Regions from separate parts of the Homo sapiens genome. Here region 2 is linked to region 1. The links are chromatin loops, found by intact Hi-C in ENCODE. Cell type or tissue: PC-9. All regions are shown on one strand. Each heading gives the region's core, and the rest is flanking DNA. Links, peaks and the distances in the headings are about the cores only.

What was found. Peaks named below come from ENCODE experiments on the same cell type or tissue, not always from the same donor. Only the 100,000 strongest peaks of a DNase experiment are listed, where the experiment ranks them.
Region 2: a loop joins it to region 1, with 10 times the contacts of the local background. A loop is called at or near these places in 3 of 110 quality-filtered maps.

Annotation. Positions count from the first base shown.
Region 1 is chr3:129,660,292-129,665,675 of GRCh38, forward strand. All of the region lies in intron 5 of TMCC1 (transmembrane and coiled-coil domain family 1), which reads right to left. Among named protein-coding and RNA genes, the nearest start is that of PLXND1, 56 kb to the left of the region's middle. In PC-9, for the core only: no CTCF peak of the experiment used is centred there; DNase peaks (open chromatin) are centred at 3,000, 4,270 and 4,940; H3K4me3 peaks cover 1,974 bases; H3K27ac peaks cover 4,836 bases.
Region 2 is chr3:129,905,656-129,911,039 of GRCh38, forward strand. TMCC1-DT (TMCC1 divergent transcript) reads left to right here. Exons shown (of 3, transcript NR_037893.1): 3 at 1-3,257. Among named protein-coding and RNA genes, the nearest start is that of TMCC1-DT, 14 kb to the left of the region's middle. RefSeq lists silencers at 928-1,128, 1,238-1,438. In PC-9, for the core only: no CTCF peak of the experiment used is centred there; a DNase peak (open chromatin) is centred at 2,926; H3K4me3 peaks cover 516 bases; H3K27ac peaks cover 1,578 bases.

The DNA.
Region 1 (5,384 bases), core at 248-5,247:
CATGTGCCACCACGCCCGGTTAATTTTGTTTTTGTATTTTCTGTAGAGACGGGGTTTCGCCATGTTACCCAGGCTGGTCTTGAATTCCTGGATTGAAGTGATCTTCCTGCCTTGGCCTCCCAAAGTGCTGGGATTACAGGCATGAGCCACTGTCCATGGCCTTAAGTCTTCATTTCTTTATGTCCACTTTCCCAATTTTATATATTTTGACATTTTCACTGTTTTCAGTATATTTATGATGTTTTTCCTATGACATCACAGAAATGGGTTTACTGGGCACACACTCCATCCTCCTCAATCCTAGATACAAGCCTCTTTTACTTCTTATTTCATACATCTAGGTTCCTGCCATTTCCCTGGCTCAAGTTTGCCAGATAATTCAAATAGTTCCATGCACTGGCCATTTCCAAACTTTCCTTTGTACTGGTGAAACTATCTACCTATGTATGTGTGTGAGGAAAGGTGTCTCAAGTAATTTTTATTTTTTTATTTTAGAGACAGAGTCTCACTATGTTGTCCATGCTGGAGTACAGTGGTTATTCAGAGGCATAATCATGGTGCACTGCAGCCTCAAACTCCTGGGCTCAAGTGATCCTCCCATCTCAGCCTCCTGAGTAGCTGGGACTACAGACCTGTGCCATTGTGCCCAGCTCAAGTAAATTTTATCTAATTTTTTCAAATCTCCAAAAAGAGTTATATAGAAACTGCTAATCCTCACCATGCTCTTACAGAAAATAAAGTCCTTTAGAGGTTGAACAATTTATTCACAGTTACATGGGAAATTAACAGCAAGTTCTTCTCAAGCTGAGTCTTCCCAAATAAGAAAATGTAACTATTGTTCACAGAGATAATGCTTTGTTAGCAAGCAGCTAAATAGCAAAGCAGCATTTGGGTAAGTAGAATGATCTCAGCAGATGAAACAGACAAACATGGAGACCAATCTGGGCAAAATAGCAAAACCCTGTCTTTACAAAAAATACAAAAATTAGCTGGGCATAGTGGCATGCACCTGCAGTCCCAGCTACTCAGGAGGCTGAGGTGGGAGGATCACTTGAGCCCGAGAGGTCAAGGCTGCAGTGAGCCGAGACTGTGTCACTACCCTCCAGTCTGGGTGACAGAGCAAGAACCTGTCTCAAACAAACAGAAAAACCCACAAACAAAAACAGGAGTCCCAGAAGGATGCAGTGACTCCCTAGTTAGTAGTGAGGTTTAATAAGGATCTGAACCAATTGGCTTGTGCCTGTTATTAGATTATTGTCTTTTTAAAAACTTTTTGACTGGGCAAATTGCTTGACCCCAGGAGTTTCAGACCAGCTTGGGCAACATGGTGAAACCCTGTCTCTACTAAAAATACAAAAAAAATCAGGTTGGTGTGGTGGCATGTGCCTGTAATCCCAGCTACTTGGGAGGCTGAGGTGAGAGGACTGCTTCAGCATGGAAGGCAGAGGTGCAGTGAGCTGAGACTGTGCCACTGCACTCCAGCCTGGGTGACAGAGTAAGACCTTGTCTCAAAGAGAAGACAAAAAAATTCTGTATTGTTAATGAAATGCAAATAACGAAAGGAAAAAAAAACCTGTATTCTAGTTCCCACTGACTTCCCACTATCCCCATTACTAATATTATAATCTTCTTAGCACACTTTATTTTCTAGTGTTTACTTCCTGTCTAAATTCTAAAATGGAGAAACCAGGTACAAATACCTCTATCTTCTCATTAAATATTAACACCAAGCCAAACAGTAGGGGAGAAAAAGGGAAGATACATGTTTTATAGACTTTCATATGTGAAAGTCTTGGGTTTTTTTTAAACCTAGAACTCTGCTTTAAGGAATTTTAACCCCTTTACAGGATGCTAAATAGAACTCTCCAGACACAAATCGGGGCAGAGGAGATGGTGGGTGGGTGGGAGGTTCTTAATCATACAAGAACAGTCATGCCTCACTTAATGATGGGGACACATCTTGAGAAATGAGTTGTTACGTTATTTTATCACTATGTGAACACCATACAGTGTACTTACACAAATCTAGATAGTACAGCCTATGATACACTTAGGCTGTATGGTACAGTCAATTGTTCCTAGGCTACAAAGCTGTACAGCAAGTTACTGTACCATAGGCAACTGCAGACAGCTGTAATACAATAGTGTTTGTGTATCTAGACATATCTAAACATAGAAAAGGCACACTAAAAATATGGCATTACAGGCTTGGTAGTGCATGCCTGTAATCCCAGCTGCTTGGAAGCTGAGGCACGACAATTGCTTGAAACCGTGAGGCAGAGGTTTCAGTGAGCCGAGACTGTACCACTGCACTCCAGCCTGGGCAAGAGTGAGACTCCATCTCAAAAAAACAAAACAAAACAAAAACAGCATTATAAACTTATGAAACAACTGTCTTATATGTTGTTGATCAAAATGTCATTATTCAGCACATGACTATGTGTGATTTTGGCTGGCAAATGATGTTCACGCACCTCCGCTTGGATTACAAGTAGCATGAGATTAATAATCTTATTTTAAGGATTTTTACTCAAGGTCCTTCCTAAATTGTTACAACCCAAAGAGAACCTGGACACTTAAATATGGCATGAGCTTAACTATCAGCAAACAGAAAGCCTTTGCACTGTAAGATTATTTTTTCTAAAAGCAAGTATCATATTTTGGTAGATGAAATTCATCCCCCACTGGAAGCAAAACCTGTTCTATCTACAAAGTATTAAACACATCAAGATTTTGTCGTAGGTAAATAATTCATAAATAAATACTAAACTTGAAAGTGTTTTGGTCACTAGGTCAACACAGTAGTCAACTTCCTAGATCAGAGATGAGCCAGGGGCCTTTTGTGTCAAATTACTGATGAATGGGAGCCTGGGTGAGTACACAGCCTGGGAATGCTTTGACCTGAAGCATTCCTCTTTGGGTGTGGCTCAAAAGTTTGGAGCCATCTCTGAGAACCAATGGTGCTTCCCTAGTTCGGCAATAGGTCACTAGCACAGGATAGCTGAAGAAACTTGTGGAGCAGGTATTGAGAGAAACAGGAAGAACTAGGTCCCAGGAAAAACACCCACAGGCAACTATGGGAGAAGAATGGACTATTTCCCAAATGCATACCAGAGACCCAAAATAGCTTCTGCCAGTGTTTGACCAGAGTAGAGAGACACAGTTGGGGTAGGGAGTATGACTTGCGGTGGGAGTTTGAATAGGTTCCTAGCTGAATTGGGGAGAGTGGATTTTTTTCTCCTTACCTTTTGTTACCTTTTTTGTGTTGAAGCCTGAAAAGAAGCTAAAAAACACTGAACTAGCCTTCAGCTGAAAAGGGAAAAAGATATCAGTCCCCCACAATATTTCAAGGGTAGGCAATGAATTATCTTAATGACAAGAAAACAGTAAATATCTAAATAATACAGGAAATAAATAAAAACTAGAGGGGCTTTCTGGGCAACTTGCAGACTTGGTAATGACAGCTTTCTAACATTCTGGCACAACCCAGATCTTTGTATTCCCCTAGAAAAAATGGAGGAGGAGGGAGCATTTGTTGAGCTCCTACTCTAAACCAAACATCACACTAGGTACTTCCATATATGTTATCTCCTTTAATAACTTCAACAACCATGTACAATAAATATCATTACATTTTTACAGAGGGAGAAACTGAGGCTCAGATGAGTTATGTAATCTACTCAGAGCTGGCAAGCAAATTCAAGTTTGTCCACTCCAAGGAATAAGGGTTAATTAATTAATCCCCTCCATTCCTCTTTAGCGGCTAAACGCTAAACTGGGATGAGCTCACCCATAAATCTCTTTTATGGAAGATTGTATACGTCATATTTCCTAATTGGGATTTTGCTTCTCTCATAAATGAAGGGCTAATTTGATTCAGTACCCTCAGTTTCTATTTCAAACTTATTGTCCAAATCTAGCCTACATATCGTCTGGAGATTCTCAGATCACTTTTCAGTTGACAGGTCTCACACATAGAATAAAGGGGCTAAAACAGGTACCTCTGAGCATACATCTGAGCATACATCATTGGGTTATGTCCAATGATGGTCAAATCAACTAAAATTATATTTAAACAACCATTTGTTTAGTTAGAACTCTAACAGCCTGTGCCTAATTGGGTCAGCCTAGTTACTAACTGTTCTACTGCATGTGACAACTGCTCAGGGTGACTGTCTCCTGTATTTTTGCTCTTATGACTCAGTGCAATTTAAAATATCCCCGGGTTTAATACAAACTTTCTCAGAAGCCGATTTCCAATGGACAGTAATCCCCTTCAAATACAAGCTTTCAAAATGGCATTAATGCTCATCAACACCTGGGGGGTTTTTAGCCTGCCCTACATGACACTGCTTTATACAGGCTACAGTAGCTCAGTAGGATTCCAGGCCAGATCCCCTAAGAAAAAAACTACCAAAGAAACCAGCAAAATTCTCAATTAATGTTTTCCTAGCTCTCTCTTATTTTCAGTACATTTTGCCACAGCTGAACTTTTCCTTTTGGTAGCCTATTAATATATTTACACTCACTACAGGAACAAAACTAATCCTCAGTTTCTAGCAGCAAATTAAATATATGTAAAACCATTTTACTGTGTGACCTGGCAAAAGTCACTTTATCTTTCTGAGCTTCAGTGTTCTCAACTGTAAATAAGATTAATCTAGATATCTAAGGGTCCCTTCTACTTCTGAAGTACTGTGAACCCAGCTGCCACTAACAAAACATGGGATGAAGAAACTAACTGGACAAGAATCTGAAGTTGGCACAGGTCTCATCACTTAAAAAAATTTCTAAACCTTGTCTCCTGCCTTCCCCAAATACATGATCTCACTCATAGCTGAATGCACAATGGTAAAACTCAATACCTAGTCACTAGTCAAAGGCTGAGGTGGAGTTCAGATCCAAGCTCTGCTACAATGGCTTCCTGGGCTAAGTGCATGTGGGCAATGAAAAAATAATGTGTCAGTCATGGTACAATTATGTGGGTGAAGAGAGAGAGACTGTGCTCTATAGGCTTTGGAATGCTTCTGATTATTCCAGAGTTAGGCAGATGGTCTTGGGCAACTATCTTCACTTGGAGCTACTCACTTGGGTAGACAGCAATGGAAACACATTAAGCGAAGGACATTATTGAGAAGGGATTCTGAGAAGGGGAAATAATGACCGAAGTAGGGATTTCCTTAAGAAGGTTTCACCTATTTATTTACACTGCTGTACTGGCCTAGGAAACTTTCCAGAGCTTGCATATTCATAGCATTTTTATAAAATATGTTAAAAACAGTGACTCAACTTTTAGTAAACATTTACTTCAACTTGGGATAGGCCTAATACCCACTGCCAATGCATCTAATGCTTCAGAGAGCTAGGCTTTCAACCATATAGAT
Region 2 (5,384 bases), core at 205-5,204, 250 kb after region 1:
TCGAGGCACCTGAAACCTTATCATGAGCCTGATGCTGAGGAATAGATTCTGGGAGGATCCCGAGGATCCCCTGGTTGCAGCCATGTTGAGACTGACGCTGAGGGGGACCCCAACTGTCACGAGCAACACCCATCGAACGCAGCCACCTACCTGGGGACAGATCAAGAAGCTGTCACAGATGGCAGAAGAAAACCTAAGGAAAGTGGGACAACCAGTCACAATGAGTAATTTAATGATAGCTATGATAGTGGTGATCACCATTGCCATGAGTATTCCTTCAACAAGGGCTGGCACAGAGGACAATTATACTTATTGGGCGTATTTATCAATCTTGGCTGGCAATAATGCCTGGATGTAATCACTCTATGACACAGTTACACATGCTTTCTGGTCTCCGTATTTACCATAATAAATCTGCTCCTGTAATTGAGGTATACTGCCCTCAAAAACCTATTTGTAAACAGAATTGGACCTGGCTAGAAATAATGAATGTATTTGTTTGGGAAGATTGCATTGCAAAACAGGCAGAGGTGCTGTGCAACAATTCCCGTGGAATCATTATTGATTGGTCCCCTAAGGGGATGTTTAGCTTGAATTGCACCTGTCAGTCTGTGTGCCACAGCCACACTATGTTCAGCTGGTCTGAACAAAATGGTCAAATGGTAGAAATGGTAAGAAGTATGGCAAGAGTTCCTATTATTTGAAAACATGGTGGTATAGTGGCACCTCAACCTCAAATGATATGGCCCGCTCTAGGAGCTTAACATAAGGATTTGTGGAAACTATTAATGGCTCTTAATAAGATCAAAATTTGGGAGAGAGTAAAAAAGCATCTAGAAGGACACTCTACAAACTTGTCTTTGGATATTGCAAAATTAAAAGAACAAATATTTAAAGCATCCCAGGCACACCTGACCTTAATGCCAGAAATAGGAGTGCTTGAAGGAGTGTAGACAGATTAGCAGGTAGTAACCCATTAAAATAGATAAAAACACTTGGAAGCTCTGTGATTTCAATGATGATGGTGCTTTTAATCTGTGTTGTTTGTCTTTGTATAGTCTGCAGCTCCCGACTCCTGCAAGAAGTAGCTCACCATGATAAAGCCACCTTTGCATTTATCATCTTGCAAAAACAAAAAGGGGGAACATGTTGGGAACAGGCCCCCAAATCTGGCCATAAACTGGCCCCAAAACTGACCATAAACAAAATCTCTGCAGCACTGTGACATGTTCGTGATGGCTATGACACCCACCCTGAAGGTTGTGGGTTTACTGTAATGAGGGCAAGGAACACCTGGCCCACCCAGGGCAGAAAACTGCTTAAGGCGTTCCTAAGCCACAGACAATAGCATGAGTGATCTATGCATTAAGGACATGTTCCTGCTGCAGATAACTAGCCCAACCCATCCTTTTGTTTTGGCCCATCCCTTTGTTTCCTGTAAGGAATGCTTTTAGTTAATCTGTAATCTATAGAAACAATGGTTATCACTGGCTTGCTGTCAGTAAATATGTGGGTTAAACTCTGTTTGGGGCTCTCAGATCTGAAGGCTGTCAGCCCCCTGGATTTCCCACTCCACACTCTATAGTTCTGTGTGTGTGTGTGTGTGTGTGTGTGTGTGTGTGTTTCTTTAATTCCTCTAGTGCTGCTGGGTTAGGGTCTCCACGACTGAGCTAGTCTCAGCAGTATAAAAATCAGAATATTAATTTGGCAACATTTGGTAATATCAATGCAGAATATTTATCAGAAATCAAATGTTATCACCAAAAATCTACTCTACTTTGTTATCCAGGAGATGCAATACAAAACCCATTAATTAAAACATTAACAGATACTATTAAAATACTTTGGGATAAGGTCAGAAATGCTAAATGTTACTTATTATTTTAGACACATTACCTGATGCGAGGCATATAGTGCAGATGATTATGGTTAGAGTTGTGATTTTCTAAACTCAAATACTTCTATATGTGAACATTTTTGGGAGATTTTTGTCACAACTGGAGAAAGATTATTTTTAAATTTTAGTAAACTACTTACAAAAACTGAACCAGACAAAAATAATTCAAGAAGCTAGAAATATGACAACATGGTGCAATAGGAAATCCTTGAATAAAAAATATATATATGTATATATACACCATAAAATATAGAATGGTATATTCTGTATCATTCTATATTCCTTTTCTAAAGCATCATTATTATTATTTGAGATGAGGGGGAGATCTAACCATGTTGCCTGGGCTGGTCTTGAACCCCTGTCCTCAAGCAATCTTCCTTCCTCAGCCTCCTGAGTAGTTGGGATTACAGACACATACCACTATGCCCACCTTAAAGCTTGCTTGCTTGCTTGCTTGCTTTTTTTTTTTTTTTTTTTTGAGACAGGATCTTGCTCTGTTGCTCAGGTTGGAGTGAAGTGGCACGATCTCAGCTCACTGCAACACTCCAGCCTGAGCAACAGAGCAGACTCCATCTTGGGGAAAGAAAGAAAAAAAAAAAGAACTATACATCTACCAAAAGCTTCAGTTAAATGTTTGGGTATATTGAAAACACACTGGATATAAATTTGAAACCACTGTTAAACGTGTGACAGGAAAATCGAGTTGAGACTGCCATGCCCGTGTCAACTGACCATGGGTTCTTGGGCTCTCAATGCAATAGAACATTGACATGAGGCCAAAAGAGTTTTCTCAAAGCTTCACTGGAGCTTTTGTCCAGCCATAAGGGAGGCAGAACGAGAGAGAAAGAGAGATAGAGAGAGACAGAGAGAGAGAGAGAGAGAGTATTCCCTGACAGACTCCACCTATAAAAGAACAGGTAGGACTTTTTTATTAGGCAAAGTACAGAACTGACATCAGAAGTAGAGTGTACACAGGCTGGGCAAGGCAAACAATGTGAGGGGTAGGGTAGCAGGTCAGCATATCCAGTTGTGATGGTTATCTTGAGTAATGGGCCACCTGGTAGTCTGGCCTGTGACAACAAGACTATAAATCAATTGTCCAGCAGCATTCCTTTCTGAGGTGGGACACTCTGCAACCTTGGTTAGCTCCTAAAGCCAGTTCCTGGAATTCTTTAAGTAAAAAGACTATTAGCAGCGAGGTAATGGTGTGGGTTTTGTGATGTGTGGGAATGCTCTAATGGGGGTGAACCAAAGCCAGGCTCTGTCTCTACTGTGTCTCACCAGTAAAAACACAATTACAAACAGCATGCAATGCTCTTTTTTGTGATGATGGTTAATAAAGAATACACATTCTAAAATACCAGCAAAAGTTCTACTTTCAAACATATGTCTAAATTTATTAGCTAAGTACTGACCTGGTATGATGCTTTAAGTAAAACTGATGGTTTAAACAAAATGACAGAGAAAAATCAAAATGCAATGTCAAAAAATTTTAATGTACATAATGCTCTCAAAAACCTCAGAGGGATTAAGAAATTCATTTTTTACCTTTCTTAAAAAATATATATTTTTGGGGACAAGATCTCAAGCTCTTGGCCTCAAGCAATCCTCCTGCCTTGTCCTCCTAAAAGTGCTGGGACTACAGGCATGAGCCATTGCGCCTGGCCTAAGAAATTCTTCAAAGGAAAGCTAAGTGATAATGCTTACAAAAAGATAGATTACTGAGTTTAAAATAAATTGCAGAGTCTCTTGACATTCCTTTCAATTTCTCCTGCATAGAGAATATTAGAAAAAGGGGATTTCAATTGCAAATCCCTCAGCCCATCTATGTTCCAAAACTAAATTTTAAAATCAATTTCTTTTTTATTCTACATTGGAAACTGCAATGTCATTGTTTTTTCTTTTTCTTTTTTTTTTTTGGATGGAGTCTCTCTCTGTCACCCAGGCTGGAGTACAGTGGTGTGATCTCGGCTCACTGCAACCTCCACCTCCCAGATTCAAGCAATTCTCCTGCCTCAGCCTCCCGAGTCGCTGGGACTGCAGGGGCCCACCACCACGCCCAGCTAATTTTTGTGCTTTTAGTAGAGATGGGGTTTCACCATGTTAGCCAGGATGGTCTCAAACTCCCGACCTCAGGTGATCCGCCTGCCTTGGCCTCACAAAGTGCTGGGATTACAGGCGTGAGCCACCGCGCCTGGCCAGAAAGTGCAATATCACCCTAAAAATAAAAGTTTACAATACTGAAAGAAAATAATGCCCTTTTCAGTCTTCTAATCAAGATCCTTACTATTTAAAATGTGCTCCTGGAACAGCAGCATCAGCATCACCTGGGAGCTCTTTAGGTGTGCAGAATCTCAGCCCCACTCCAGATCAGCTCAGTCAGAGTCTTCATTTTGACATGACCCCCAGGCAATTCATTTGCATATCACAGTTTGAAAATCACTGGACTAGATGACATATGTAACTTGAAGAATTACAGGAAATATGAACTTCAACAGCTATTAAAAATTTATAACTGAAATTGACTAATTTCAGTTAATGATGATATTGATGGGAAATGAACAGAGAGAAACTAAAAACGTTGTTTGTTAAGATCTGGAGTAACTTCTGCTGAAGTATTGCAATGTCTTTGCAGCAATAATTGTATATTTATTTATTTATTTATTTATTTATTTATTTTTTTGAGACAGAGTCTCTCTCTGTCACCCAGGCTGGAGTGCAGTGGCGCCATCTCGGCTCACTGCAACCTGCACCTCCTGGGTTCACACCATTCTCCTGCCTCAGCCTCCTGAGTAGCTGGGACTACAGGCGCCCGCCACCACGCCCGGCTAAATTTTTTTTTTTTTTGTATTTTTAGTAGAGACGGAGTTTCACCACGTTAGACAGGATGGTCTCAATCTCCTGACCTCGTGATCCGCCCATCTCGGCCTCCCAAAGTGCTGGGATTACATGCGTGAGCCACCGCGCCCACCCTATTTATTTATTTTCATAGAGACAGAGTCTTACTATGTTGCCCAGGCTGGTCTCAAACTCCTGGACTCAAGCAATCCTCCTGCCTCAACCTTCCAAAATGCTGGGATTATAGGTGTGAGCCACTGCAGCAGGCCTGCAGCAATAATTTATCACATTTCCAAATACTTTGTGTCTCTCAGTGTGTATTTCACTTTGCTAATATGGGTAACCAGGAAAGAATGTAGCTTCACCAAATAAAAGTTAGTAGAAACGAATTAAGGTCTAGAGTGACCAAAAAAGACTGTTACATCTAGTAATCATCATATGTGGGAGCAAGGAAGCATTGAAACTGCCATAAAGAATTTTATTTCCATGAAAGTAAGACAAACAACTGTTGTATAGAAAACTATCATATACTAGTGACTTTGAATTTCTCGGCTGGGCCCAGTGGCTCATGCCTGTAATCCCAGCACTTTGGGAGGCCGGGATGGGCATATCACTTGAGGTCAGGAGTTCAAGACCAGCCTGACCGACA